4 separate regions of the Mus musculus genome follow, and regions 2, 3 and 4 are each linked to region 1. The links are chromatin loops, found by intact Hi-C in ENCODE. Cell type or tissue: left cerebral cortex. All regions are shown on one strand. Each heading gives the region's core, and the rest is flanking DNA. Links, peaks and the distances in the headings are about the cores only. Region 1 overlaps Otud7a (OTU domain containing 7A). Region 2 holds the start of Otud7a (OTU domain containing 7A). Region 3 has its middle 100 kb from the start of A26c2. Region 4 overlaps 4930554H23Rik (RIKEN cDNA 4930554H23 gene).

The links. Hi-C counts contacts between places; a loop is a spot of excess contacts. Peaks named below come from ENCODE experiments on the same cell type or tissue, not always from the same donor. Only the 100,000 strongest peaks of a DNase experiment are listed, where the experiment ranks them.
Region 2: it touches region 1 in a loop (3-fold over the local background); 3 of 42 quality-filtered maps call a loop at or near these places.
Region 3: a loop joins it to region 1, with 2.7 times the contacts of the local background. A loop is called at or near these places in 2 of 42 quality-filtered maps.
Region 4: it touches region 1 in a loop (4-fold over the local background); 3 of 42 quality-filtered maps call a loop at or near these places.

Annotation. Positions count from the first base shown.
Region 1 is chr7:63,583,255-63,591,097 of GRCm38, reverse strand. The region is part of intron 1 of Otud7a (OTU domain containing 7A); the gene reads right to left. Among named protein-coding and RNA genes, the nearest start is that of Otud7a, 140 kb to the right of the region's middle. In left cerebral cortex, for the core only: a CTCF peak has its summit at 4,385 (motif pointing right); DNase peaks (open chromatin) are centred at 4,100, 4,432, 4,638, 4,865 and 1 more place; H3K27ac peaks cover 1,171 bases.
Region 2 is chr7:63,442,159-63,450,001 of GRCm38, reverse strand. Otud7a (OTU domain containing 7A) reads right to left here and starts at 5,230. Exons shown (of 14, transcript NM_130880.1): 1 at 5,075-5,230. 4930554H23Rik (RIKEN cDNA 4930554H23 gene) reads left to right here and starts at 5,473. Exons shown (of 10, transcript NR_131089.1): 1 at 5,473-6,439; 2 at 6,613-6,822. In left cerebral cortex, for the core only: CTCF peaks have their summits at 2,854 (motif pointing left) and 4,446; DNase peaks (open chromatin) are centred at 2,750, 4,519 and 5,305; H3K4me3 peaks cover 2,954 bases; H3K27ac peaks cover 2,085 bases.
Region 3 is chr7:62,920,221-62,928,063 of GRCm38, reverse strand. No RefSeq gene overlaps it. Among named protein-coding and RNA genes, the nearest start is that of A26c2, 100 kb to the right of the region's middle. In left cerebral cortex, for the core only: CTCF peaks have their summits at 3,213 and 5,621 (motif pointing left); DNase peaks (open chromatin) are centred at 2,967, 3,168 and 5,623.
Region 4 is chr7:63,342,541-63,350,383 of GRCm38, reverse strand. It overlaps 4930554H23Rik (RIKEN cDNA 4930554H23 gene), which reads left to right. Exons shown (of 10, transcript NR_131089.1): 8 at 291-345; 9 at 2,315-2,488; 10 at 5,325-5,692. Among named protein-coding and RNA genes, the nearest start is that of 4930554H23Rik, 98 kb to the left of the region's middle. In left cerebral cortex, for the core only: a CTCF peak has its summit at 4,117 (motif pointing right); DNase peaks (open chromatin) are centred at 4,081, 4,536, 5,321, 5,685 and 2 more places; H3K27ac peaks cover 3,661 bases.

The DNA of each region.
Region 1 (7,843 bases), core at 1,770-6,769:
CCAGGCTGACTGGAGAGAGAGAGAAAGTAAGTTTGCAGCCTTAATCGTTCCAATGGCTCCGTTATGTTCTCAGGGCCCTTCATGGGGATCTGCAGCATAGACAAGGTCAGAGATGCTTGTGTCTACCAAGGACAGGGTAGGCATGGTGGTGAGAAAACCAGCTGCTTTAGGAGACACTGGCAGAGGATGGAAACAGTGACACATGGATGCCTGTAAGATGTTCCCAGTGCTGAGAAATGTCCGAGGATAAGGGAAAACCCATGGGCAGGAGAGTGAAAAGGCCTCTCCGGGACTATGGCAGAGACTGGTAAGAGTTTAAGCCCATGTAGGAGAATCAGGGATAGGGTATAAACACAAACTGAGAACAAGGGAAAAAGAAAGGAGAGGAAAGGAGTCCACCAGGAAAAATGAGAGGAAGCAGGACAGAAAAGAGGAAAGTAGGGAAGAGAAGGACAAAGAAAAGAGGCAGAAAAAAGAAAGGAAGAGAGAAAGAGAATGAGCGGGGGAAGAGGAAGGAGGAGAAACAGAGGACACAGAGAACACATCCTAAGATGTGCCAAAACCACCGAGGACCTGAAAGTCCCCACATGTTCCTGCAGAGGGCTCACTAAGCCAGGCTTTCCAGCTCCACTGCTCAGGTCAAGGGCATTCTATAGTCAGGGACCATAGGATAAAGGCCCAAGGACTGGAGGACCAGAATTGGGGCTCAGAAAGCAGAGAGCTAGTGAACAAACTTGGATACCAAGCCCTAAGTGTACTAGAGAAGAGGGTAGCAATTCTGAGAGGTACAGACATCCACAGAGGTACCAGCAGTATCTGGGCTGTGGACAGATTCAGCCAGGCAGGCCTGGGGTACTTGGCATAGGGAAAGGTACAGGGGCAGCTATAAGATTCCATGACACACATCATATTTACTGAAGAGTCCTCTCTGATCCCAAGATCTCTGTAGTGAATTCTGTAGCCAGAATACCAAAGGGGATTGGTATCCCTGAAGAATAGAGCACATTGTCCAAGTGGAGTCTGCAGCCAGAGTGCTAGAAGCACTGACTATGGCTGACCATGAAGCTGCTTTCTCCATGTGGGTGCAGGCCAGGTGAGGTGGAGCACAAGAAGTCTCAGGATACACTTTTGTTTTATATATCTTCCTGTGTGGCATCTACATGCATCCTGCCACCCATAAAACATTATGAAGCTCCCTAAAAAAAGTAGGGTTTTGTGAGTATGCACACATAATCATGTGTTTATAGATGTGTAGATGCATATTATAAACACATGTGTCTGGAAATAGCAAAGAAAAGAAGCTGTAGTGGAACATATGGCCTAAGTTCTTTGGTGAGACAAAATGAAATAAGATAAAGCTCTCCAAATAGCCATGTAAGTATAAATGTAAGAAAATGTACAGAAGTCCAGTGTGCCTTGGGAGACAGAACTGAGCCTAGAAAAGACTAGAAATGGAGCCATTTGTTATCACGAGCAAACTCTGACTTTGTAATAAAAATAAAGAAGAAAAATGTTGCTAGTCTATAACCTCTCAATGACAGGATTCCAGAGAACTGTGATTTTCACCTTTGTCCTTTTATGTATTTTCCAACTTTCCATAATAATTATCTTCCATTTTTGAAAGAGTTATATGTTATTATAAGAAATTATAGACATTAAATAAACTCAGTGGCATTCAGCATTAAAATTCATTTGTTATTCATCCTACAAAAGGTATTTTTCTAGTTGAGTCATGGTTGATCCAGCTGAATGGACAAGTACCCAAGACCATAGTTTTGTATATAACTCAAGAATTTTTCCTAAAATACCAGCACCTGTCACTGAACCACTAGTCCCTAAATTCTAATCAGTGACATAGCCATGGAGTACAGGCCTGGGAAATTCTTAGGAGCCACATTAGAGCCATGCAGAATATTTCTTTCTATTGTATCACACCCTTGATAGACCCTCATCACTACACAGGACAAGAATGAGTCCTCAGGGACAGGGACACCGAGGGCATGGTCAACACCCGAGGACAGGTACACAGGAAGGGCTTGCCTGGACTGTAGCTTGGTTCCAAATGTTCCAAGAAGGGAAAACTGTAGAAATTCATAGGGATGCCTCTCTAGACAGAGAAGAAAGAAAGAGACAACAATACAAGAAGAAGAAGAAGAAGTTTCTGTGGTCCCTGTCAAGTATGGGTGAAACACTCAGACAGAAAGAAAATCCAGCAGGAAGAAGCTCTAGAGCTGACATAGTAGTCACTGAGAACCCTGTGGATAGAATGGGTGCAACAGGCAGAACATTCTACCAGGATTAGCAGAAGACGCACTTCTCCAAGTCTACAGGTTTTCCAGGATAGACTTAACAAGTCTAGCAAGACTGAGAACATATCAAACATTTCCCTAAGTACAGTAAAATTGAACTAAAGGCCGTTAAGGAAATTAAGAGAATTCACAGAAAATGAGAAAAATAAAATAATTCACAGAAACATGGAAAATAAACAATGATCTCTTAAACAACCACTGTGTTTAATCAACCATTCAAAGGTAATACCAATATTCTTAAACTATTCAACAAAATAGAAGGGAACATCCCCTTCTCAGAGATAGTATCTCACAATGTAGCCCTAGTTTGTCTGGAACTCACTATGTAGACCAACCCGCACTCAGTCATGTGACAGTCTTCTTGCCTCTGTCTCCCAAATGGCACAAATTATTCTCTGAGGTTATCATTGCTGTCGTCATAAAATAAAGATAGCACAAAAAATTAAGACCATGATAAACATGGGTGAAAATATCACGAACAGAATACTAGCAAACCACATGTAATACTGCATCAAAAAGACTGCTTGCCATTACCAAGTAGTATATACCTTTAAGATGCAAGGATGGCTCAGCACACGAAGTTATCCAATGTGCTACACCACACAGAAAATAAAAGGAAGACTAAAATCTGCAAGGTCTGATAGACATAGAACAATCACAAAAATCCAACAATTTTTAATGACAAAAGCTCCCATAATTTCGGACCAGAAGGAATTTACCTCCACACAATAATGGCCCCTGTGGTAAGCCTCATGACATCATAAGGATAAGGTCAAAGACAAAACAAGATGCTCATTCTGCCACTTCTATTCACAGGATTGTAGGAGTCCTAGACAGATTACTTAGACAAAAAGGTATGAAAGGTCTGCAAACTAGAAAGGAAGACATGAGATCATCTAGGCAGACGAGCCAATATAGAAAGCAGAAAAACCACAGAGAAAAAAATACTAAAAGTGATCAATGAATTTATTACAATCTCAGGATATGAGAGAAACACAGCACCATCAATGAACTAATACAAAAGAAATTAAGAAAACAATCCCATTTACAATACCAGCCAAAGGGATAAAATCCTTAGGAATCAACTCAACCAAGAAGTTAAGGCTTTAAAACACTAAATAATGAAATAAAAGACACGGTTATACATAAAGAGATCTCATGTTCAGAAATTGAAAAAAAATATAAGTGTTACAATGTCAATAATACACAACTGATCTTGAGAGTCAGTGCAATCTTTGAAAAACATCATAATGGAAATCCAATTGAAACATAAAAAGAGAAACTGTAAATTTGTATGGAAAAAAAAAAAGACCTTGAGTACACAGGAGAATTTGAACAAGAATAAAGTTGGAGGCATTATACCTCCCAATTCAAGTGTATTAAAAGCCTGTAATAGTCAAAACCACATGGTACTGCTCTAAAAGTAGACATGTGGATGGTGGGGTGGGTTGAAAGCCCAGACAGAGCAATACAGATCAAGTCACATGATCCTTTCCAAGGCTGCCAGAAGACCTGATGAGGAAAAGGCAGTCCCTCTAACAAATGGTGTTGCAAGGCTGGATAGTCATAGCCAAAGAAAGAAAATGGACTTAATCTTACCTTACACATTCAAATCTTGCCCCAGATATTAAGATGCAAGCCACATACTTGACAAAGGATAAAAACAGATTAAGTTATCAAATATAAGTCCTGAGAATTTAAAGTTTTGTTTTTTTCAAAGAGAACATAAGGGAAACTCTTCTTGCCTTCGGTCTTGGAGATGCTTCTTGGCTGTGATCCCAGAGCATTGACAAGACGGACTTCATCAAACTAAGATGCTTCCATAGAGAAAGAAAAGCCAGTGGGATGGAAGGTAGCTGGCAGGACGGGGGACAAGGTTTGCAAACCATACAAATGGGCTAATTTTCAAAATCTGTAAAATATATCTAATTCATTAGCAAAAGCCCACTGCACAATCTATTAAAAATGGGCAAAGAACTGAACAGACATTTCTCAGAGACAATGTAGAAATCCCCAGCAGGTATATGGGAAGGGCTTAGCATGCTTACTATCTAAGAGCTGCAAACCAAAACCACAAGGTGTCACTGCGCGCCTGTCAGTTAGGGAGCTGTCATCTACACACCCAAGGATGACAACTGATCCCAAGATGAGGAGAAAATAACATTTTGTTTGGTCACTATGGAAAAACACCATAGAGGCTCCTAGACAGGAGTAACCTGGGCAGCCATATGGCACCCAGTTACATTTTTTTTTTTTAATGAAATGGGAGTAATCACTCTCTGATGTAAGACAGGCATGGTAACTCATGCCTGTAATCTCAGTAATAGTGAAGCTGAGGCAGGAGGATTAATGAGAGTTCCAGGCCATCTGGTGCCACTACACTGTGAGTGTGGGATAGTGTGGGCTACAACTTATCTCAAAAAAAAAAAAAAAAAGAGTGAAAGGGACTTGACACACACCATCTGCTATACACCTGGGGTTATATAGAAGGCACTCACTATTGAGCTATATAGATCTTTGTACAATACAGAGAAATCAGACATCAGTGTGTAAAAGCATAGGCCACTGATTGCCCCTCATCCCTTTGGGCAAAAACAGCTCTACTGAGAAAATCTACCCACATGTCATATGATTCATCTATTAAAGTATACACTCCAGAGGTTGTTGGTTGCTGATTGCTGGCATGTTACACTGTTTTTTTTTTTTCTTTTTTCTTTAGGGAAATTTTAAATAAACTGTGTCATTTTAAGCAAACAATTTAATGACATTCAAACAGACTTCTTCAGAGAGCTGCATGCCATCCTTGTACAGAGACCATGGTAAGCTTTTCTGTGTCACTCTCTTTAGTTTATGTGCTGGGGAAGCAAGTGCTTGGTCTCTGGCAACGTCAAAGATGAAGCTAAAGGGAGCGAAAGCATTTGCAGCCATTTGCAAACTGGATGTCAATCAGCAAAGTCTCACCTCTTTAACCCCAGTCTCACACTTCATAGGCTATCAGTCAGGATGGGTGGGAGATTTAGATCTGGTGTTCTGAGATAGGGCCTTTTCATGTAGCAAGGCTGACCCCAAAATATCTCTCTCTCTCTCTCTCTTTCTCTCTCTCTCTCTCTAAAGATTTATTTTTAATTGTTCAATGTATATGAGTGCTCTATCTGCATGTACACCTGCATGCCAGAAGAGCATTACATTACAGATGGTTGTGAGCCACCATGTGGTTGCTTGGAATTGAACTCAGGACCTCTAGAAGAGCAGGCAGTCTTATCCACTGAGTCATCTCTACAGCCCCTCACCTCAAACTCTTTATTTTGCTTGTGTCCACAAAGTGCCATGGTTATAGAAATATGCTTCAACACCTGGCTAGATAGTAGGCTTATGTATAAAACATAAACCTATGAGATGTTAGAATAAAATATTTGGGGCATAGGTCTTTGTGACCTTGATAATAAAACCAATACATTAAACATTATCAAAGTTAAAGCTCCATGAAAGATCCTGAGGCATAAAAGTATTTATTATATATTTCCAAACAGCTACACAAAAGGATTTTGAATATTTTTCAAACAGAAATGACAAATGTTTGGGGTAATGGATATGATGATAAGTGTGATTTGTTCATATTATACATTGCACACACTTATCAAATGCAATGCTGAGACCTACAAATATGCAAGTATATATTAAACATATAAAATATAAATATATATTAATATATATTAAGGTAAAGAGAGAAGTTATAGGCTGAGACAGACTTACAAACCACATACTTGACAAAAGAATTTAGTCAAATTTATAGTGAACTCCTGAAATCCAACACTAAAGACAGATGATCAATTAGGGCATGGGCAAAGGAGAAGAACTATCCCTACTCTGTGTTGGACACATCTACATGTGTTGATGCTCAGGGCCTTTGCTTCTTTGGCTAGTTCTGTCCTTACTCCTTACATCAGAAACCACTCAAAAGCCCTGCCCACAGCCGTCCCTCTCCTGACTTCCTGACCAGCCCCTGTGCTTCCCTGGGTGGCCCCCTGTGACATGGCATGACATGCCCCCTTCTCCCAGGAACTGTGAACAACTGTCCACTTCTCCCTCCCTTCCCTATTTCCTTACAGTAGCAGGAATCAATTGCAGGGATTTTCTATGCTAGACAAGTGCTGAGTCACACCCTCAGCCTTCTCTTTACTTTTTGAAAGGTGGAGAAAGGGCTTCTCATTAAGTTCCAAGCTTAGCCTTGCACCCACTCTGTAGTCTAGGCTGCCCTTGAGTTTTCTATCCAGAGGAACTGGTGGTAAAGGCCTGTGCTATTCTGCTGCATCACAACTATCTCTTCAGTGGCAGTCAGTTCCCTGAACTACTGACCTTATTAGTTGACAGATTTTCAGCTGATACATAATCATGCATTCGTGAGCATGTGTATGTCTGTGCTTTGGTTCCTTGAGACCCCAGTAACACCAGATTGGAGCATTTTCTTGCTTCAGCCTCCAAATCTCTGTGATTACAAGTATAATCCATAAAGCCCAGATCGATCCTTTCCTTCCTCCTTTCCCCAATATTTTCTGCCCCCCCTTCTTATTTCCTTTTCTTCTTCTGGAATTGATCCTAGGATCTTGTCCATACCAGGTAAAGGCTTTAACACTTTAATCCTGAGCTAAAGCTCTAGTCCTCACACCATTTTAAAGCAACTTGTCTTGGAGATTATGACCAGATTTCACATACTCAGGCCTCCTCCACTTACAAAATATACTTCCATTCTTAGTCACAGTTTTTTGATTGCTTCATCAAACCCAGAATTAGAAGGGATCATTAGAATATGAATAAAGAAATGGAGTTACCATTTCCAATTTGCTTCCCACTGGAAAGAATGAATCCAGCAAGGCTCTGTTCCCTCCCTTACACTTTGTATGATGTCCCCACATCAGAAGTTATATGGGGAGGATAATAAGTCTGCGTCCATTGTCTGAGATTATGAGTAATTCTTCCTACTCTGTTTATGGCTCAGAAGAGATCCCAGAACAGACGAGACTGTGGAAATCACAAAGACAGGAGTACATAGTGATGAACAGTTTATGCCAAATACCATAACCTGGCTAGCTTAGGGAAGAGCAAAGCTAGAATTCTCTAACCATACACAGGGTGTGGGTGTTAAAAACAGCTTTGGCTTTACTAGTGAGCAGAGGAGCCAGGCTCTTGGTTACTGCCACAAGGTACAGACCATGAGAGGATGGGCTCTGGGTAGGCCAGCTTTAGTCTGCAGCCTATTTCCTAGGGAGGTAGTGTCATGCAGGGAGCAAGAGTGCTCCTTGGTGCCTCTCATTCTCCCTAGGCTGTGGGCAGCATTGCCTGTTCCTAATTTTCTATGTCTCCCCTCTCCTGCTTCTTCTTATTTATCACCACTGTCCATGTTTCTGCGAGCTCGTTTGCTATAAATCACCTTGAAGGCACTAGATCCTCTGGGGGGAAATACATTCTACAATGTCAATTGTGCGATGGTATCAGTAATATCTATTGAGTCCTGAAAAATGGAAAAACACAGATCC
Region 2 (7,843 bases), core at 1,719-6,718, 140 kb after region 1:
AAGAGATAATGTCCTTGGGTACAACCTTCAGAAGGGACTAGTGAAGAGCTCAGGGAATAGTTCTCTAGAGAGCAGGTTGTTAGAAATTGAGATTAGCCCATGTTCTTGTAACCTTCTGTCCTACAGTCAAGGGTGCCTTCACCAGAGGACACTTGATCTAAAGCTTGCATTCCCTAAACCCATAAGCCTACTTTTTTTTTTTAACACTTATTACCCAGCTCTAGGTATTTTATTATAGCAATAGAAAAATGAACAGATAAATACTATACTAGTTTCAAGTCTCAAATCATCATTGAAGGAATTGAGAAGAAACGGGTTGCAACCATGGAGGACATTTTGACCATCTGAATCCAAAGATAATCCTATCAGCTTCTCGAGTGGATAGAGGAGAGCTTGGGGAAGCAGGTCCCACAGCATGCCCTGTGCAGCCTCTTCTCCAGCATGCCTGATGCAGACATTGAGTTGAACAAACCTTCAAGGGTAGCACATTACCTCAGGGGACAGTGAACAGAGCCCCCCCCCCCCCCCCCACACACACACAGAGCTGGTACTTGGGACAGGTATCTGTGCCTGTGTCAGGCAGCCTCCTTTCAAGTATGCCTTTCAAACCTAGTTTAGTAAAGGAGGAACTGGAGCCAACCTCACCACGGTAAAGGTGGCTATCCTGTAACTACGTGTGCAAGTGCAGTAAGCTAGTAAAATGAATGAAACAGAACAGACGAGGAAATGAACCGGAAATGTCTCATTTTATGTTTCCTAAATCAAACACGGCAATCCCAGCCACCTATAGCCATCCAGTTATCACACTTCCACAGCATTGGTAAGGCAAACTTGGAACAGAAAAATTATGCTCAAGTAGAAAATAGTTTCTTGGGAAGAAAAACTCAATCCTCTGAACCTACACAGTGGGTCTGCTTAGTTTAACATGCAAGAGCTGTGTTAGCGTCCATGTGTACTTTGTTCTCAGAGAATGGAGTGGTTACAGCAAAGGCCAGGGCAGCAGGCACTGGCATTGCGTGGAGTTCCCAATTTTACCAGATAAGCATTTGGGGATGTAGGAAGCAAAGTGTTTCCCTTTGTCATGAAGAATCTGGGGCATGATCAAGGTGTGCCTTGCCCAGAGAGGCTGGCTGAGAGATGCTGCATGGTCCATACGGTCCCCATCCTTGGCTCCACAATTCTGCTTTAGTTCAGATATGTTATGTACAAGCCAGCCAGCGAAACACACCTTCACTACATAGTCAAGGTGACAGGTTGCATCCAGCCCTTCCCTAGATATTTTTTTTATTCTCTCATATAACACATCCCAACCTCAGTCTGTCCCTCTCTCCACTTCTCCCAGTGCGCCCACCCCGTTCTCTCCCTCAGATCCACTACTCCTGTTTCCCTTCAGAAAAAAAAAAAAAATAAAGCAGGCCACCTAGGGATATCAACGAAGCATGGTATAACAAGATGCTATAAGACTAGGCACCAACCCTCGGATTTGAAGACATTTATAGACCACTTCACCTGTCTGTTACTATAAATGGTAAAATGGTAAATTGTAACAAAGGTGGCTTCTCCTGGTGTTGTTCTGTCATGTCTGCAATAAGACCATTCTATTCTTAGTCTTACACACAAACTTTCTGGGACAGAGCAGTTGATCAATGGGCAAATACTCTTTTCAGGGTTCAAAATATTTTCAAATTAACTATAAAAAGAGACATGAATATTTTCTTTCCATCTAAGTGCCCGTAGGTTTCTGGATTCTATTTGAGCAGAATTTTCTTTGGTTGCCCTCGGCTATATAGAGTAGTAGCTTTATAAGTAATTTGCTACCTTTGTTTTTAATGTCTAGTGGCACTTTATCCATGCCCATCTGCAGCACTCCGTGTAAAAGGCCTGGCCCAGCAGAAAGCTGAAAACTATAGCATTACCATTTGCTGCCTGGCAAACCAGTAATTTGGTCTTCCAGGCAATTTCAAAGGAGTAGTAAGTATTCTTAGAGCCAGGGTACCTGGAGAATTCTCTAGTGCGGTGCCCACTAAACTTTTCTTTCCAGCTATGAGAAATTACTTTGGTAGGTAGGATCCATCAGGAGCCTTTGGGGTTCAGTAGCACAGCTGCACACTACAACAATTACGGAAGTCATGAGGCATGCCCACAGGAGCTGCCTAAGGTAAGCCTCAAACAGACCATGGCCATCTGAGTTCACAGCCCATGAGGCACAGCCTCCCAGGGTCACATGACTGAATAACTGGAGGCGTACATTATGGACATATCAACCACATTAAGATTTTAAAAAAAAGTAGTTGTTTACTTTCTCTTGTTCTCATTTTCTAGGGGATAAAGCTGAACATTGATTAAACATTTGCTTTTTTCCATCAGAAAGACCTCAAGGCTGATAACCCTGCCAAGGAGGGCAAGCAGGTCACCTGGGAGGTACCACAACACAGAGAGCCTGGGTTTGGTCAGTTGGAAATGAACACCAGGGGCAACTGTTATGTAGGAGGTTGCCAAGGGTGGCTCTCACCAGCACACAGGACTGCATGTCGATGAGGACAACTCTTGTCTCCAAAACAGTACTCCTGAAATCAAGTCTTCAGCCTCAAGGTGTGGTAGGTACCAACAGCTATTCTTCAAAGACAGGGGCAATTCAGAAGGCTCACACTGATGGCCCCCACATCTGGCCACTCAAGTGCATATCCTCTCTGTTTTCCATTCCTTGGGCACACAGTGGGGGAGGGGGAAATTAGGAGATTATGCATGAGATACACATACATGCACACACAGGAACCACCCATCCAACATAAATATTTGGTAATTCTCTCCAAGCATCTGGTAGAGGCACAGCCAAGGCACATCCAGCACGCCCCCTACTGGTTTGGCAGGAGCTGACTCAGCCTTTATTCTATGGGCCTAAGTCAAGGATGAATGACCTTAAAATCCAGAGGGACAGACAAAAATGGCAAGATAAAGCAATTTGGGCTTCTTAGAAATGAAGAGCATAATACTCAACTAAATACATTTCAGAGATGTTTTCAAAATGTTACAGGAAAAAAATGTTACTAATCCCTATACATCTAGAGGAAACAGTTAGTGTTGAGTATTCATAGTTACAACGAATAAATTCTCACAAGTGTACAGGTGGAGACGGTGGATACAAAGGCCACCATAGTTTCAGAGACTCAATTTCCACAGTACATGGCACTAAAACCACTCACCCCTGAAGGCACTTTAAACACAGAAGGATCTTGGCACCTAACACGAGCTCAAGTTCACAAGGCAACCTGTGTAAGAGAAATACCACAGAAGAGCAGTACCTGTGGCCAATTTCACTCCATGGGTTATTCTCTCAGCATACCGCTGTGAATAAGTTTGACATTATCAAGAGGTCAGAGACTATGATGTACACATTGCTCACTCACTGGTGGCTGCTCCCTCTCCTCCTCCAGCAATGGGGGGGGGGGGGCTCAGAAGTTTACTTCCCAAAGGTACATCTGCTACCTAATCTAGGCACAGTTGTGATTAGTATGTAGCCAGACTCCATGAAGTAATGATTTGCATTCACGATCACCCTGAACACCAAAAGTCTACAGTAACCACTATTTCCAGGGTTCCAGATTCAAACCTTCCTGTGGCATATGGCACTAAGTTCCTTGCAAACCCAATATGATCACACTAATAATTTAAGGCATCCTTATTTTAACCAATTAGGAGGTGCCATTAATTATTAAATACAAAAACATCAATACTTTGGTCTCTTATTAGATCTCCTTTTGATACAACAGGCCTAAGTAGATGTTCGGACTGTCTTGGGAACTAGCTTTCGGCTGTTCCCATAAGAGCAGATACTAATGGCATACTCATATAATCAAATGAGGGCATGCTGCTGGCATTTATTGAGGAATTTTCTTCCAGAACTTGGTGTGCTGTGTAGATCTTAGGCTCTCATATTCCTTGAACGCTTTGGATAGGTCTTGGGGTCTGGTGGGACACACAAGTGCTAAAAGAGCCCTAGAGTAACCAGCACCTCTCCCAGGCACACCCTAGACGGGGATGTTGGTGATGGAGGAACCCTTCAGATTCACCTGAAGCAATCAAGGCCTGCAACGACCCTGCTCTAGTCCCATTGTCTGCCTTTGCCTGGACACACACTAAATAGATTTTTTAAAAAAAAGAAGTGTTTCCCATACAGGTCATTTTCATTAACAGAGATAAGGCAAGGTACAAGCATGTACTGCCATACCTGATGGATCTGTGTGCTCTGGATCAGCTGATTTCCAGACCTGTAGGGACACATTTTCTTTCAGCCACTCTCTCAAATGTACTAATCTTCAAGCCAACAGAATAAAAACTGCACTTTATGAGGTTTTCGAGTTTTGAGCGCAGAGAAGCAAATTCGATGGCTAAGATTCTCAAAGAGCTGCAGTAGCTGTACCGGTCGGGAGGAGGGTACACTTGAGCGGTTATGTCCAATGAAGGAAAGTTTTAGTTAATGATGACATCACTGACATCTCCCAAATTTAAAGGAGCACTTAAAGCACAGCAGATACAATTTTCCCCCTCCAGTGAGGAGATACTAGGGAAGGCCTCTGGGTTCAGAGCCAAATTGCATCAACCCTTCGCAGCTGGCCAGTCAGACCCAGAGAAGTACGCGGGGGCCACCGTGACCCACGTAGCCATAGCCCCTGTGCAAGCCGCCTCAGGCGCCGCTCTGAGCTAACCCTGCCCTTCGGACCCCCAACGCGCCCCCACGGACCGAGGGCCCAGTCCCGCGCGCTTGCCATCACGTTCCAGTGCGGAACCGCGAAAAGGGCCAGGAGGCAGCCGCCGGAGCCAGCGGGAGCGCCGCGCCCTACCCTCGCCCGGCTGAAGCCGGAGCCGGTGCCCGTGGCGCCCACGAGATCCCGAACTGTTCCCGCAATGCAGACGCGCAGTGTGAGCCCTGCGCCCCCAGCGTCCTGCAGCCCCTGCCCAAGCCCACTCGCCTCCCGGCCAAGCGCAGGGCGACCCCGCGCCGCGCGCCCCATCGCACCTGCCCGCTGCGCCCGGCCCGCCGCCCGCCGGCAGCACCGTGGCCAGCGCCGCTTACCTGCCGCGCAGCCCGCCGGTCCGCCCGCAGCGCCGCAGTCGCCGCTAGCCGACTTCCATCTTCCCTGGCTTCGGGAAAACCAGATCAGCTGTTCCGCTCGCGCCCAGCCGCGGCCCCCTCCCCAGCTGCCGCGCGGCGCCCGGGCCTCTCCTCCCCCGCCTTCCTGGCTGCGCCGCGCTCCGCCCCCCGCGCCCCTCCGCTCCGCCCGCGGTCGCGCGCAGCGCCCGCCTCCCGGCTCCGTCCGCGGCCCCGAGGCGCGCGCCCTGCCTTGACGTCACCGCTTCCACCGTGCCCCGCCCCCGCCGAAGTGGTGCGGGTAGGGGAGCGCGCGTGCTCGTGGCCACCGTTGGCCTCGGTCGCGCCGAGCTCTGCGAAGACGCGCTAGGACCCGCTGTGTCCCCATGCACGCGCTCCCATGTTTGCCCCCTTAGGGTGTAGCCTTTTGAGGTTGTCCCTGGACTTAGGGAAACCCACCCTCCCCTCTGCCCTGCTCATCTTTTCTCTAGTGGTCTGCATTCACCTTTGGTTTCTTTCTCTGGGCTGGCTCTCTTTTTCTAAACACCCTAAACTTTGACTGTTTCCACGCCCCTCTGACCTTCCCCTATTTCTTTCCCCATTAATAATGTTTACATGACTGTTTTAGACGTTTCCTCCGTGGTGACTGTTTAAGACTTTTCCTCCAGCCTGATATCAAGTGGATGCCACTGCTTTCTGCCCTCTCATTTAACCGTCTTGGTGTAGCTTTTGCCTGTTAGGTTCAGAGCTGGGCGTTTCCACATTCTTGGTCTCTTGTTCAAGAAACTGAAATAACAGTGCATAGGTATAGCAAGCTAACAACAAAACAAGGCCATAGTACAAATAAGAGATATACACAGCCGACAGCGGGCCACATCAGTGAGCACACTCAAAGGCCCTTATTATTTGGAGGGTTCATTCTATGGTCTTCCAGAAAAGGAGACATTTAGTTGCTAAAGGATGTAGCGTCAGTGGTTCTCTGTTTTGATTGACAGAGCAGATTATGTAAGCCATTTGTCACTATGCACGTCCTTTCCTATAATGTGTTTTATTTTAATCATATGCACACCCAACTTTGCATAGTCATAGGATGGTTAAATGGTGTGTTCTTCCTAAAAGTTCACTCAGAGCACATCTTTCCTTATTGCATATACACACAAGACTAGTTCAAACTGGATTAGGATTCCATTCTTATATAGCTGGAATCTAACTGAATAGAAACTGTCGATGTCTAACAGTCTTTACAGGAAGGAAAAACCTATTCCACTGTTTCGAGTGGGGTGTAGATACAATTCGGTGCAAATGGATATTCAAGGTTGCCAACGGGTTGCTAGTGCATCGTTAGGAGAGGTGTGTATAACTAAAGTTCCAGATTGCTAAGCTGTGCTTTATGCATAACTTTCTCAACTTCTCTGAGACACTTTTCTCCATAATTTATCAAGATCAGTATTTGAACTGCTTTGTGTTGAGAAGGGGACTAAAGCTGAATAAGGCAAAATCCTCTTTCCTGTTCTGTTCCTAAGGCTGTTATATCTCCTGGATCTCCATTGGTGAATGCTCAGAAAATTTCTCATGCTACAAGTCAAACTGAGCACTCCCTTTGCCTGTTCCGTCAATCCTGGTGGCACTGTTGGAGGAAGGCCATTTGGAATTGAAGTTGTTGGGTTCTGAAGACATAAACTGCATACTTATTGAGAAGAGGAAGAGTCAGGGAGAGGATAGATATCCACTAGGTAAGGGCACTGGGAAAGCCCAGGTCTGTACTGTCAAGTTGTATTGTCCAGGGTTCCAAGTCGGCTTCTCTCTGGAGAATAGTTTTGGTTTTTTTTTTTTTTTTTTTTTTTTTTTTTTTTTTTTTTTTTCCCCAGACTTGTCAACATAAAGGGACCTGCTCAATGACCACATAAAATTTAGGTCAATTTTACAGAATAAATGGTTATTTAGGGCACTAATAGTTCAAGATAAATTTAGGTCCTATCCTGCAATGTGTTAGCTCTCCACAACCACAGATCAGACATCTGCCTTATAGAATTCTTAACATACATGTGCTATTTAATTCTGGGAACTTCACTTCAAAGTTGTCCTTTCACTGCTCTGGCAGTTTGACTGATAGATGCCCTGTATAGGTTCATGAGTTTGAACACTTGGCTACCAGGTTGTGGTGCTGCTTAGGATGTTAGGGAGCATTTGGGAGATAGGGGTGCCTTACTGAGGGAGTGTGGCACCACCTATAGCACACTTTGAGGATTTATAGCCATAACCTACTTGCTCTTCTGTTTTCTCTCTCATTCTCATTCCCTCCCTCCCTCCCTCCCTCCCTCCCTCCCTCCCTCCCTCCTCCCTCCCTCCCTCCCTCTCTTTCTCTCTTTTGCATGTAGATGAAATGTTCCTGCCTCTGCTGCCATCTCCAGCCTAGCCTGTTGCCATGCCTTCTACACAGTCATGGATTCTATCCTTCTGGAGCCATGTACCAAAGAAAACTCTTTCTTAAAGTTGCTTTAGGTCATGGTGCCTTACCACAGCAAGAGAAAAGTAATGAATAAACTGACCAAGTGTTACATTTTACTCTTGAAGAGACCCAATGTTGTCTTATGGCCCGCAGAGCAAGGGAAACTCATTCCCAGATGCAGTTAATGGGCAGAAAGGAAGTCTTCAGGAGAGAGAAACAGTTGACAGAGCCATTAAGGAATAGATCCCTAGATCATATTAAATCACGTGTCTTGATCAGGATCTGGTTTTACTTTATTTTGTATT
Region 3 (7,843 bases), core at 950-5,949, 660 kb after region 1:
CTCTCTGCTCCTCCAACACCATGTCTTCCTGTGTGCTGCCATGCCTCTCACCATGATGATCATGGACTAATCCTCTGAAATTGTAACCAGCCCCAATTAAATATTTTCCTTTACAAGAGTTGCAGTGGTCATGGTTTCTGTTCACAGCAATGAAACACTAAGACAGAGTGTCACAATAGTTATCATCAAAGTATTCACTGGTTCTTTGAGTGCCAAAATGATAAAACACTAATTAAAGAACTGAAATTCTGTAAATTTTACCAAATTACAACTCATGGTTACAAATTAAGCACATGCTGTTAGTTTTGCCTGATACAAGGTTGCTACAAATCTTTGCTATGTAAATCTAACCATATAACTAACTAACTAACTAACTAACTAACTAACTAACTAAATATGAGGTAGACCTGTGTATAATTATGCATAGAGACTGACATATAGCCTCCAAGGTCTTGTAGAAGAATCCAGGAGAGGTAAATTGTGCATGGATATGATAACTCTAGGCCATAGTCCAGACAGGAAGAGGTGAGGGGTCAGGAACAGTGGAAGATTTAAAGATGTTTTAGAGCATCAATGTTAAGATGCATCTTGCAAGGACAAGTAGACTCCAAATAGCCAGCCTGATAAATATTTACATATCCATGCAAAATATGTGTAAATAAATATTACAGATGTAGATGATTGTATAAAGTTATTAATATCTATCTGTAAAATTTAACAATTTACTCATAGAAATGTGGCCTAATATGATGAGAAATACAAAATAAATGTAACTATGTATTTTGTAAGGAATACTGATAAAATGCATTTATAAATATGTAACTAATGCACATATATATAGTCAAGTATATGAATAAATAAATATGTATGTATAAAATAAACATAAAAAAATGAAACACAGTATTACAGTTTCACAAACACCACCTGCAAACTTGGATTCTTGGGCAGTGGCAGTGGGCCTTTTAATCATCTCTGAAAGCAATGAGAACTAACATCTCTAAAGACCACTTTGTTGTCAGTTCTAGGTAAGTCTCTGCTGGAAACAAGGCTGTGCACACTTACCAGATGAAAGGGCACAGTCCTCCAGCAGGGACATGTTCTCCTCTCAGCAGAATTCTCACCTAGAAGTCCTTGGGGAGTATACAAGGCAATATTTACAGTATGGTCCAGGTGTGTGAAAGTGCAGCTAGTACTCTTCTTAGACACAAAATCAGCTGTGTACCAACCATCAGAGAGAGCTGGCTGCCATGTATATGTACATAGAGAAGGTAATTGATAGCCTTTCTAGGTTTGCTTGACAGAACTCAATTGTGGTCATTCAAAGGCCAGGGAATGGCACCAGATGAAAGAGATAAGGCACTTCTGAGGAAAATATGTCCGTCTAATAATAGCTGGCCTTAGTGATTCCTGCTAGGGGGAAATTGAATCTAGCTTAATAGTCGACTACAGAGCTTAGGATTTCCTCTGTCATTTAACTAGTGGGCAATGCTCTGTTGTTTTCTGACCAAGACCATGTCTGCCAGGCATGAGAATCACATTCATAGTCAGTGCTGGGTTCTGCCTCCTCAGTAGATATAATACCGAAAAATCAAATAGAACCAATGCTTATGAAGCAAGGAAAGCTTACATGACACAGTTTCAAACTAAGAATCCAATATGTGAGTCCCTCAATAATATGAGCAGGAACTGTCTCTATCTCTGTTGTGAGCTTTTGGAATCCTTTCCTATAGCTAGGCTGCTTTGTCTGGCCTCAGTGGGAGAGGATGCTCTTAGTCCTGTTGTCAGGACAGGGTAGGTGGGTACCCAGGAGGGTTCTTTTCTCTGAATGAGGGGAGGTATGAGCATGCAACTTGGAGGAGAGGAAGGAAGGGGCCCGCCATCAGACTGCAAAGTGAATAAATAAACAAATTAATGGAGGAAAAAAAAGACATTAGGTTTTGTTCCAAAGGGTTTGTGTTATAATCAATTGTGCTATGAATAGGGTCACAGTTAATCTTTGGACTGGTTCATGCTTGCTTACTTCTCCAGCATAAATCCCCAATAGTAAATCAGTGAGTTTAATTGGCAGCCTGTTCTCTGGACAGGCTGTATCAATACCTACTCCTCAGCAGTGTTTGAGGGCATGTTTCCTGTATGTTTAACAACAGGAGATAGTAGAAGAAGTAGACTTAACGTGCTGTATCTCTGTGCTTGCCTTGGATGCTAAGTCAACGGGTTCAACTGCTACAACTGCAAAAAAAAAAAAAAAAAAAAAAAAAAAGATGTTGCCATTTGTGTTTGTGTAACCATGTAACCATTGTGTTACCTCCAAAGGAGTAATTATAAAGTACACAGTTATCAAGGAAATTAAGTACTACTGTGTTGGTTCCAATGAGGTGTAGATACACAACACAACTGCCCATGTATTTGGAAAGAAGAAAAAATTCTCTTGAAGTATTTTCACAAGTCTGCTGCCGAGTCATGCTTCTAGTTTTGGAATTGCTTCCTTAGGTTATTTACCAGTGTCAGAATTAATATGAGGGCATTTTCCTCACCATAAAATATTCTTTTTATGTAACAATCTTGAACTTCTTATATTTTTACGCATGATTCTAATATTTTCTCTAAGTTTGCATGTGTTTTGTTTAAATGTATTTATAATGTCTGTTGGTTAGAGAAGTGGTCTCTGTTGCCCAGTCTGACCTCCAACTTTTGATGTTCATGTGATTCTCCTGCTTCCTGACCCTCACTTAGCCGAGACTTTAGGGTGTGTCAGCATTCATGGCTTGTGGACATTTTGTTTCAAGGCAGAAAGTTGAAAAAAAAACCAAAAACGTGTTTTCATGGAGCTGGAGAGGTGGCTCAGAGATCAAGAACACATTGCTGCTTTTGCCCAGGACCAAGTTCAGTTCCCTGAACCTATATATAAGGGTGAGTTGATGAGCTTTGCCTTGCTTCCAAGTCTGTGATGTCACAGGGATTTGGAGATATCATTGGGGTAAAATGTGCCGGAATTTGACTTAGATGGAATCCACAGCGTACACAGACTTGGGAAGGAAGTATTTCTGTCTACACTCATAGGCATATATTTATATTTTTAAATGAATTTACAGTGTTCATAAATGTATAAATATGTAAATACACATCTCAAGTAGATGCTTATTCTCTGGGCTCAGTTTTTAAAACTGTGTCTCAGGATAGGCTGTACAATAGCACCCACTTGTGGTAAATATAGCAATTGCACCCTTCTCTCAGAAGGACCATTCCCCAGTGGTTGATTGCTCTGTTGTCCTTTGTGAACTAAAAACAAACAAACAAACAAACAAAAACAAAACAAAACAAAAAACTGTCTGAGGTTTGGTATTGCGGGCTTCTGTACAGAGTACTGCAGTTGGACCTCTGTAAGAACACATGTGTGGGTTTGGCATCAGGACCGAAGCAATCAAGTTTTGGTCTTCTATACTCATGTAGTTCTGCCCATATGGAACTGGCCCTAGGGAGCCGTAGTAAAAAGTCCTGACCTGTTCACTGAAAAGAAGCTTCTGCAAAGACCTGCGTTTAGAACACTTCCACTTGTTGAGCATCTTTCCAGACAAAGGCTTCATTCTACATTATTTTCTGTGCAATGAACTCCTAGCAGTGCAGGTATAGAGGTTCGATTCTAAAGCTCTGGACTTAGACACCCATGTAGATGTGAAATGTCTGTAGACAAACCTGTGACCCTGCATGGGAAGTAGACAGAAGTCTGGCTGACCTTTGCCTAGAATGCCTGCTATGTCACCATCTGGGCGTCAGGCTGCTTGAGATCTAAAGTGAAAACTGCCAGGCCATCGTCCTCGTGGCCACCTCAGCATGGGCAGACACAAGGGAGTCCTGCATATGTGCATCCAGATGTTTTTATATTCACTTAGCAAGTTGAATATCCATCTGTATTCAATCATGCCCATCCTTTTCTCACATAAAAATGGATCTGTATATAAATGTCGATATGATGGAAGACTTGAGGCCTTTCAGAATACTGCAAGGGATTTCGTGTAAGTGAACATTTACTGCAGTAGAAAAACCTTTGCCTTAGGTGGCAAGTACAGCTTTGATATGCAATATGAAGTTTGCACTTAAATAGATATTCAAGCAAATTGATTTATTAATGTGGATGTGTAAACTGTTGACTGGGGAAGATGAACAAACACCAAGAAACCTACAGTTACACACCTGCAACGTGTTCTCATGCTGAGGGGTTTGGGGCCTGTGTGATTCTTTTGGCAACTCTGGAAGGTGAATTCTAATGGTTCCTCCCCCCCCCCCCCCAATCAGGGTAATGTTCTGTTAAATATCCCTGACCCAGTGTCATCACTCGATCTGAAGAAGGTAAATTTGGTTAGCAAAACTTACAGGACCAGACATTCTAGAAAGTGCTTAGAGAGGCCTGAAACACTGTGCCTGCCTAGGTAGATATTGCATCTGCTGGTTTCTCTGGGACAGAACTCAAGTTTGTTGCAGATTACCACTGGGGTGGTGCAGATAGTGTAAGTCGAGGTATAATTAGGATAACTATACAATTTTGGTAGGATAGTCCTGCACTGAGGATTGCCAGGGGCTGGGCCCTCAACCCTAAATGCAAGATCACACCACACCACACACACACACACACACACACACACACACACACACGCTTCTGTTCATCTGTCTGAAACCATCATGTCTATGGTTGTGCCTCTGAAAGCAGTCATTTTTTTGTGTATAATTTATCATTTTAAGGTAAGGAACTTTATTTAAGAATATTTAATTGTGGTTTTACTGGGGAAGAGGGGCAGTTTTTGTTGTTTTATCCAGTGAACCAACACCAGTGGCGTTCTACCTACTGAAAATGTTGCAAGCTGTTTGCTGACTCTGAAAGTTCAAAGGTAACTGCAGTAGACCTTACTGTTAATTTAGATTATGTAGAAGCTAATCAATGTGTATTGATTTAAAAAGCCAGAGTCCTTGAAAAAAATCAATATAAATATCATTTTCAGTCCTACTTAATTTGCATGATTTGACTACCCCCAATCTCCTACAATTGTTGTTTTAATCAATGTTTTGAGTGCTGTGTGTTGTTTTCAACAAATGAGTTATGATTTGACCAATAATTTAATATTTTATTAAAATCTCTGTATTAATATATATGTATATATGTACACACACACACACACACACACACACACACACACACACGTCAGGGTTTTTCTGTTTAAGAGCCCTGGCTGTCCTGAACTTTGTAGATCAGATTGGCCTTCAACTCACAGAAAATGCCTGCTTCTGCCTCTCTAGTGATGGGATTATAAGAGTGCTCCACCACTTCCTGGCTTCATATATTCTATTTTGATCTTGTTTTCTCCTCCCTCAAATCCAAGATCCTCCCAACCACTCTATCATCCAACTTTATGTTCTTCTCAACAACAACAACAACATCAACAACAACAACAACACCCCCACAAAACCCAATAAGACAACTACTCCTGGTCATGGGGCCTGCCTGCCTGGAGTGTGGTTGATATACCCAGTGACACTACATTGCAGAAAACTAATTTTTCCTTTGACAGCTGGTATCAATTGCTAATAACTTGCTTCTTTAAACAACCACAGGTGGGTGGTGTATTGGCGCCCTCCTGTGGTAGAGGTAGCAGCTGTTAGTTTACAGAGTTCATTAGGGCTGACTTCTCAGGTTGCCTTTAGAGCTGTGCAAAATTGTTACAACCCTAGAGACCACACATACTAATATACTAATGACATTATATAGAGGAATCAGGTGTGTGTGTGTGTGTGTGTGTGTGTGTGTGTGTGTGTTGTATGTGTAAAATAGTGTAAGGTGAGGTATGCCCAGGATAACTATATATTTTTCTAGGATAGATCTGCACTGAGGACCTCTTATGTTGTGTGTGTGTGTGCACATGGTATATGTATATATATATACCTCCTAAATATCACTGCCTCTAAATACACTTTCTCTTTTATTCACAATAAACTTTCTCCTACAACATATCTAGGTGCAATCATGACCTTTCCTATTTTATTTCTTTTTATTGAGTTGTGGGGCACCAGCTGTACTATGCATAGCTGCAGGGCAAGAGCTCTGTGTGAGAGCAGGCTGATGTCTCTGGCTGACTTCAGAATGCAGCACAGTATCAGCCTTCCCCCCCCCCCCCTTCCTCTACTCTGAGGCTACACTAACCACAGGTCTCTTGGTTTCTATGTAAGCACCTTTTAACATTCCACAGAGAAGAGAGAGTATATGCTCACCTTTCTGTACCAGCTCTCTGCATTCACTTCTCAGCAGGATCTGATGTTTCATAACTTGTCTCAGTGTCAGGATGCTATTCTTTTTACGGCTGTCTCGTGCTCCCCTGTATATCTGTATTATATTTAAATGTTACTTTTACTTCCGTGTTCCTCTTCACTGTTTCCATGTGCTTTTCGTGCTACCGTGAATGAGTTTGTGATGAACACAGACATAGAAGTCTTCCTAAGACACTGGTTTCATCTCCTCCTGAATGTGTGCTCATTATTGTGAAACTGCTGCATCACAAGGTAGATACATTTGCTTAACTCTTCAAAGAACCATCATACGGTTACCCATAAAGACCATAAAAATTTATATTCCAGCCAACAGTGTGCATCTCTCCAGCACTTACTATCTTTAGTCTGTCTGACAGTAGACACTCTAGTGAGTGGACTGATAACTCATTGTGGCTTTGATTTATAGTATCCTGATGACCAACACTGCACATTTTTATACATCCATGATGGTTAGTCTTCATTGTCAACTTGACAAAACCCAGAATCACTTTAAAAGACATCTTCAATGAAAGGTTATCTGTATTGGGTTGCCTGTGGGCATTCCTATGAGGGTTTTTAATTGGGGTAACTGAAATAGAAAGACTCCCCATGAAGGTGGGTTTCATCATTTCAAGGGTTGGACTCTCTACTAGATAAAGGAGAGAAGGTCACCTGAACACAGACAGGCATGCGTGCATCCATTTTTCTATTTGCTTCTGATAAATATGACCAACTCCTGCCTTGACTTCCTCATAATGATGGGACCCCGGAAGTGCAATTCTGTAAACTGAATAAATTCCTTTCTCTAAACAGTTGTTTTGTCAGGGTACTTTTAGTATCGTTAAACTCAGACAGTATCATCAGCCTTATCTGTAGGTCAGATAAGAAATTGAGAAATATCTGTTTATATCTTTGCTCATATTTAAAACAGCTATTTATTCTTGGTCTGTTGAGTTTTAGGTTAGTCTTGGTAAGTATCCGAATATGTTAATCTTCATGAGTGCAAAATTACTGCCACATTTATCTTGATTTAATGGCTTTTGTGTGCTGTTTCTAACATCTGAAGATACTCCTCTGTTAGTTTGTAGGGAGTTTATTATCTTTCATATAAGCGTGAGAGTCTACTTAGAGGTGATTTCTGTTTATAGCATGAAGTTATATTCAAAGCTCTTCTCTGGGTAGATACTCAGTGCATGCTATGCTATGTATTGGAAATGTGTTTTTCTCATCTCACTGTAGAAAAAAAGATGGATAAGTAAACAGACAGATAGATACATACATACATACACACATACATACATATATACATACATACTAGACATATTATTTTAGTTTATTTTCTATTGCTGTGATAAAATACTATGACAAAAGTCAATTTGGGAAGGAAAGAGTTGATTTGGCTCACATTGACAGTACATACCAGGGGAGCCAAGGCAGAAACTCAAGGCGGGTACCTGCAAGTCGGACTGAAACAGTCATGAAAGTAACACTGTTTATTACTTGATTTCCCTGACTTGCTCTATTGTTTTCTTAAACAAGATGGGACCAC
Region 4 (7,843 bases), core at 1,474-6,473, 240 kb after region 1:
ACTATGATAAAGGAAGGACACAGTGAGCCAGATGGTCTGACTCTAAAGTCTGCAAGTGTCCCAAGAATTAGGCCAACAAGGCTAACCCATTAACAAGATGGCAGACAGATGTTTCTGGAGTGCACTCCCTTACAGGAACACTAATGTGAACGGGTACCTGACAGTGCCTTTACAGGAGGAGCTAAGGAATCCCAGTGAGAGATGCCAGCACCTGATGGTGGGATATGTAGGATAGATGAACGTGGGCAGGAAGGAGGATAGTGATTTGTGTTACCTTCCCTTGTGTCTAGGCAACGGCAACATAAAGCCTGGAGAGAGACAGTCTCTACGTGGAAGGAGAATGGAGTGAGTATTTTACTTTCCTGTAGACTCCTGCCCCAGTGCATCCAGTCCCAGGTTAGCTCTCATGGCTTCAGGTTCCAGACTGGAAACTAAAAACTCATATCCTCATGGCTGCAAGCACCAGGCTAGGTATGTCTCTGGTCTCTGTTTCTGCTGAAATGTCCAATTCATTTATATTTGGTGGTGTTATATGATTCAACCTTTAATTTTACTATTCAAACTTTTCATATATTTTTCAATATATGTGTTACTTCTTTCCTCTCTTTTCAAAATGTTTTAACTGTGTGCGTGATATATGTGTGAGTGCATCTGTGCACAGCACATGAGAATCCAGGCATGTGTGTGATATGCTCTGTGTGTGAAGGTCAGAGGACAGCCTCCACTCTTAGTCCTTGCTTTCCTTGTTTTGAGGCCTTTCCTTTTCTTGTTGTATACTAAGCTTGCTGGCCTGAGAACTTCTGGGAATTCACCTGTCTCAACTTTGCTGGGATTACGGATATGCAATACCATATCTAGCTTACGTGAGTAGGTTCTGGGAATTGAATCAGCGCCAGACCACGCATGGCGAGTGCTTTGCTCACCAAAACATCTCCCTTATAAGTGTTGTTTTTGTGTATGTGACCCCATTTTATTACTTTCTTTTTACTATATTAAAAAATAGGCCATGGATTTGAAGGGGAGCAAGGAAGGCCTTGGAGGGAAGAGAGAAATGGAGGAAATGATATAATCATATAATCTCAAAAATAAATAAAAGAAATAATGACTTTAAAAAGTCACTTTTAGTGGTTTATCTGAATATTACAGATAGCTAATTAGAGCAAAAAGCAGCAGTTTGGCCCCAACAAAGCTATATTCCCCTGCTGTTCTATGCTACTTTTAATATTTAAATGATCTCTAAGCAACAGGAGCCTTGTATCCCACCCATTAACCCATCATTGTGCATAAATATATGATCAAATGCAATAATAATATAAAATACTTTATGTAAGTGCATTTAAATAAGAAAGAGCACTTTCTTTAAAGTGTTCTATATTATGTAATTTTCTTTACATGTGCCTTCTTTGTGTATAGACCAAAGTCACTGCTTGGTCCTGTCCCTTGCAATCTGCTCATTGGGTCTGTCTTTATTAAAGGGTAGTGTGGCTGACTGCAGAATACCTGGCATACCTTCTTCAGTCCTTTGCTTTGCTCCCTCCCTCCCTGTTTTCGATGCATCATCCCTTCAGAACAAATGCTAATTTGTTGTTCTTCTATACTTGATGAGTCATTTTTCTCTTGCTTTCAAGAATTTGTTTTTCGGCAGTCTCATTATATTTTTAAGGTGTGATTTTTATTTGAATTTATTTTAGAGCTTGTTGACTGTGCTGATGGGTTATATAAATTAAATCTGACATCCTTCCAATCCCTGTTTACTTCAAAGGTCTTTCCCCCTCTCCTGTCTTCTTTCCTGGGGTCTCTGTTCAATTTCTTTTAAATATGTCATTGCAACTGGATAATCAATGTTGATCTATCTTGAAGTTCACCTCTTTTTCTTCTGCCAACTCAAATTGCGGTTGAACCCCTCTTGTGAATTTTTCATGCAAAGCCCTTTAACCTCACAACTAAAATTGTTTAAACCGGTTGGTTTAGCAGTTAAAATTGTTTTACTTTCTAGATATATACTGAAATTCTCCATTTTTTAACCACAGTGGTCCTACTTTCCTTTTGACATTCAAATGTAGTTTCTTCTAATTCTATGCCTGTTTACAATAGCTACATTGATGTTCTTGCCTGGGGAGTCAGTCTGGGCATCAAAGTTCTTCTCCTTCCTGCCTGTATTCCAAAGACTGGGAATTCTAGAGCCTGTACAAACTGCAATACTCTCCATACTCCACTCCTCCTACTACCCACAGGTTACTGGTTCTGGGACTGACTTTTGCTTCTGTTATTAACAGACTTATCTGTGCTAATTCTCTATGTTAATCTCCTCTAGCCCACACAGCTGAAGATGTGTCTGCTCATGGAAAGAAAAACTGGTTTCCATTCTTAAGTCTGACAGCCCGTGGCTGCACGAAGGCAGCATTTCTTACAGACCTGCCAGCACCTAGCCTGGATTTGTGCATAACACTCTTCACTGACTAAGGCTGATGGCTTTGCATCTGAAGCAGTAAGTATACTGACTGTCCAGGGAGTTTAGAAGTCTTCTTTGGTCCTTGGTTCCTATCTTCTGGCTTCTGTTTCTGGATAAGAAATACTCCACTGTCTCCTTTATGTTACATTCAGTTAGAAACTGGGAGATGCTTTTCTGTTTTTCTCAGCTGTAAGAAGACACTGGAATCAGAGCTGAACTGTTTCCCACAACTCTGTTTGTTTCAAAGTCTCAGTTCTAGGCTCAGGCTTCTGGTAAGGGTCTGACCTCTACTTCCAAGATGATGACTTGGATTGAATGGACATCCCCAGAAAACAGAAACAAGGTCTTCACACAACAGTAGAACAAAAGAGAACAACCTAAAACAATTAGGATCTTCATAACACCATTACTCTTTTTTTATTAGATATTTTCTTTACTTACATTTCAAATGCTATCCCGAAAGTTCCCTATACCCTCCCCCAGCCCTGCTCCCCTACCCACCCACTCCCACTTCTTGGCCCTGGCATTCCCCTGTACTGGGGCATATAAAGTTTGCAAGACCAAGGGGCCTCTCTTCCCAATGATGGACAACTAGGCCATCTTCTGCTACATATGCAGCTAGAGACACGAGCTCTGGGGGTACTGGTTAGTTCATATTGTTGTTCCACCTACAGGGTTGCAGACCCCTCAGCTCCTTGGGTACTTTCTCTAGCTCCTCCATTGGGGGCCCTATAACACCATTACTCTTAACCTTCCCCAGCAGGCCCTGCCTTTCAAAATGCTTCCCAGAACATGGACTTTCCAATACAAAAGCTTGGACACATTTGGACAGCAGTGTGTGTGTGTGTGTGTGTGTGTGTGTGTGTGTGTGTGTGTGTGACCCAGCTCTTTTCTGGTGACCTTTGTGTGTATTTCCTGATATGACTACTTCCCTAGAATACATAGCTCATGACCCTCTATAAAATTACTCTTTAATATCTTGTATTTACAGTGGTCAATGTTTTAAACATGTTTAAAAACATATTTACATTTGGTCTTTAAAGGCCTGGACTCTTATAAACACAGTGTTATTTATGATAGATCTAGGAAGCTCACAAACTCTTACAAAGCTGGTTAAACTTGGCCTGTTCTCATATCCACACCGTGGAGAACTCAGTCTTTCGTTATCCACATGCCACAGTTTATTTCTCTTGTTCTTGCTATTACAACTGCCTATGCCCTACTGCTCTCAGTGCACTATGAAGCCCATTGAGCAGCAGCATCTCTCAGTTGTATCTCCAGGCTTAGCCTATCTATCCTAGCATACAGTCACATGCAAGTCAGCACTCAGTAGTGTTTGGTTCAGTGGAGTCTTCATCTTCCTGGATAACTCACCTGTTTTTCTCACCTCCCATTCTCCATATGGGCCAAGAGGCCCAGAGTCTTCGAGGCCTGAGTGTCTCTGACATTCTCTAGCTTGTGTCTGTGAACATGTGCGGATATTAGTCATCTTATGCAGAACAGGATATATCTGTCACTTCTCCCCATGTGAAACCCTCCCTTCAACAGGATTTATTTTAAGAACTGTGTGAGAAGAGATAATTTCACAGGCAACCCTGTGAAAATCCAGTTTGTCAACATTAAATTCCTGTTTCATCTGATTGTTCTGAGCGCTTGATCACCAGGGGGCGCTATTGATCAGGAGGCTCACCCAGTCCCCGCTGCTGACTGTAGGGCTGACTAATGAAGCTATGTGACCATGCAGGTTCCCTAACCTGTATCTTGACAAAATAGGCGAGTGTTGTTTGCATCATATTGAGAAGCACGCTGTGTCCATTTTTGACTGGTGGTAATCTTTGACATCCTGCGTGCTGGGTGGCCACTCTGGTCCTGACTCACTGTTTCTGAAGTGGCTGGGCTCAGCCAGCTCTTCACTTTTCTCTAGATAGAATTGAACCACATCAGAGGACTTTTTTCTTTTCCCTCACTGATACACAGAGAAGGAGTAGGGTGTCTTCCTCCTCCACACTCTGGGGCGGCTCAAATTGGGTGAGAAACGCCACGGGTCTGATTCTATGCTGCCTCAAGCTGTGCAAAGTTCTGTGCATCAGCTGGGAGGAATCGCACCCCTTCCTCCACACACCCACACCGGGAGTTTCTATAGCAACTTTGGAAGAGGAATTTCCAGGACTGCAGATCCTGTCACAGTAACCCAGTGCAGGAAGAGAGTGTGGTTTGAGGAGGGAGCTAAGGAGCCAGAGCCTAGAGCAAAGCTGGCAGTGTGGGGTGATGTTCTACAGACAGCCAGGATGCTGAGGGGCCAGGAAGTCTGGTCCAGTCCCTCCTGGCTTCCAAGCAACTGGCAACTCAGAAGCAGTTCTTGAGCATCTTGTAGATAATAATTGCACTTCAAAGGTGGTTACAAGGATTAAATGGGGGAGCTTTGTAGGCTTCTCATTTGATCTTTTCTGAGAATCCCTGCAGGCCAGGCCACAGTTGAGTCCAGGGGAGGGCTGCTTGTGGGTGTCTGTAGAATAGAAAGGCAGTTATACAAGTGGATAGCTTGATGAAGAGACAAAAATATGAATATCAAAGCATTCTAGCCACAGAGATGATGTTTTCTCTCCCACTTTTATATAATGACACTATTTATGGTAGAAAGGTTTCTTTTAGCTTTTAACTCTGTTTGGACCCCCAAAGGAACCTTTCAACTACATACCACTCCACATCACACATAAACATTCTAAATCTGAAAATCAGCACGCTTGTCTCTTAACACCTAGGTAATGAGCATTAGACATTTATTCCAGCCGCGAGTCTATATTGCAAGCTTCCTACACCACACACCCTGGGGAGTGGGGAAAGAGAATGCTCAAAACCTTTTCCCTTATAGGCAGGAACCAGCAAGAGAGATGGGATGTGTGAACCATGTCAGCCACCGCTGTGCACCTTCAGAAGATAACAGACGTGCCTGGGAAACCTGTGAACCGGCTCTGTGGGACAGCATTGGTGTCGGATGGGCCTTGAGTGGATGCCACGTGAATGCAGAAGGCAGTTCAGTCAAGGACAGAGGCAGAGATGCTGGGTACTTCTGAGGTGTCAAGAATCCTGGAGACAGAGTTCTTCCAAGGCTGACCCCATTATGCCTACAATCCCCATAAGCTCTCTTCAATAATCCTCTGACCTCCTTTCTCTCAAGTAGGCAATAATCCCTCTTCTTTGGCTTCTGTGAGGATTAAGTAAATCAAGAAGCCATCAGTCTCAGCTCCTGGCATTTAACAGATTCTATGAAAAACAATTTTAAATGTAGAAACCACAAACTGTGAAAGTTGGGAGTGGATACAGTGCAGGAATAAACCGAGGGAATTACCTGTTTGTGTGGGTGGGAATTAGATGAGAAGATAGCTTTGGGACATTTCTCGAAAATTCGGTAATAAAACATCCGCTGGCGGCTCCTACCCAGGTTAAGTGAGACAATGGGAGTTCACCTTGAGACTTTCTTCTCACACTAGGGGTGTTAGGACAGGAAACCAAGCTTTTCTTTCACACAGATGTGTCTGGGCTGAAGCTTTGTCCCTATCCCCTCAGCTTATTTATTTTTCCCTTTTTTTGAGAATAGATTCTTTTCTTATACAACATATCCTGTTCACAATTTCCCCTCCCTCTACTCCTCCCAGCCCCTCCCCCACCTGCCCTCCAGATCGGCTCCTTTTCTGTCATTAGAGAAGAACAAGCTTCTAAGAGATAACAACCATACGTGACAAAATAAACCATGATGAGATAAAACAAGAACTATCACATCACGGTTGAGTGAGGCAACCCACCAGAAAGGAAACAGCCCCTGAAATCCGGCACAAGAGTCAGAGATCCACTCATTCACACACTCAGAAGTCTCATAAAAATACTAAGCTCAAAGCTGTAATATATACACAATGGGCCTGCGCTGCAGAGCTGTGTAGGCCCTGTGCTTGCTGCTTCGGTCTCTGTGTTCATGTGAGCCTTGGTCAGTTGATTCAGAGGGACTTGTTCTTCTGGTGTTCTCCATCTCTTCTGGCTCTTACACTATCTCCACCTCTTCTTCAGTTGGGTTGCTTGAGCTCTGAGGGATGGATTTAATGGAGGCATCTCACTTTGAGCTGTGCGTTCCAAGGATATTGGCAGTGGGTCTCTCTGCCTTTGCTCCCATTTGCTGCAGAAGGAAGCATCTCTGATACTGACTGAATAGGGCACCAATCTATGAATATAGCAGAGTATCATTAGAAATCATTTTCTTGATACTTTTATTTGTTAGAACAGTTGTGTTTGGTGTGGTAATTTATACTACTAGGCATCAAGGAAGATGTAGGGAGAAAAATCTATCTGCTGTTTGGGTGCTCAGGTAAGCTTGGGATGAGGTACTTAAGAATGGCGCTTCAGGCTTGACAGGCCCAGCATCTGATGAGGCCAGCACTGTTGACCCACCTCCCATTGTGCCCTAGGTCTCTGAGGCCAGCTCTGTTGACCCACCTCCCATGGTGCCCTAGGTCTCTGTGAACATTACTGGACGTCTCTTCTAACTTTCTTTTGCTCCTGAAAGAAGATATCTGACATTTTCTTCAGATATCTCCCTTCAGACTACTGTCTATACAGTCCTCCTATGTTCAGGGGACAGGCATATGTGTAACCACATGGACAGCTGTGAGGTACAACTTACCCTCCAGGTGTTATATTAAAGGGTTCACATGTTATAGGGATTTTGCAATAAGAGTTTTGCAATAAGTAGTATTGGGCTCAAATCAGAATACAGCAGAAAAGTTGGACTGCGTAGTCAAGGATAAGGTGAGGATAGAAAATAAGGTATGGTGAGAAGAGGGTTTGTGAGGTAGAGGTGCATACTACCAACACTGAGGTCCTGAGTTCAATTCCTACAACCCACAATGTGAGAAAGAACCAACTTCTACTACCAGCTGCTCTCTAACTTGAGCATGCAAGTCATGGCACGTGTATGAATACACACACACACACACACACACACACACACACATACACAGAGAGAGAGAGAGAGAGGGAGAGAGAGAGAGAGAGAGAGAGAGAGAGAGAGAGAGAGAGAGAGAGAAGGAGAATAACAAGAAAATTGCTAAGCTGAAACTCAGGAGCAGGGAAATCCTGGTTAATGTACCTAGCAACTAGCAGGATTTCAGACCATGGGCACTGTGGATATCACCTGGGTCAGGGGATGGGGGTGAAATACCTGATTATGTAGCCAGGGAGAGAGATCATATATTAAAGGTGTAGGATTTCAATGATCTCTGCTGCAAAAATGAACTCATAAGTACCAGAGTCAAAGCTGGAGAAAAAAAATTCAATGGGTCTGACTGTAGGATCCACTAGATTTGACTCTGTGTCTTTGCCTGAGATCTCACCTTGCTCAGC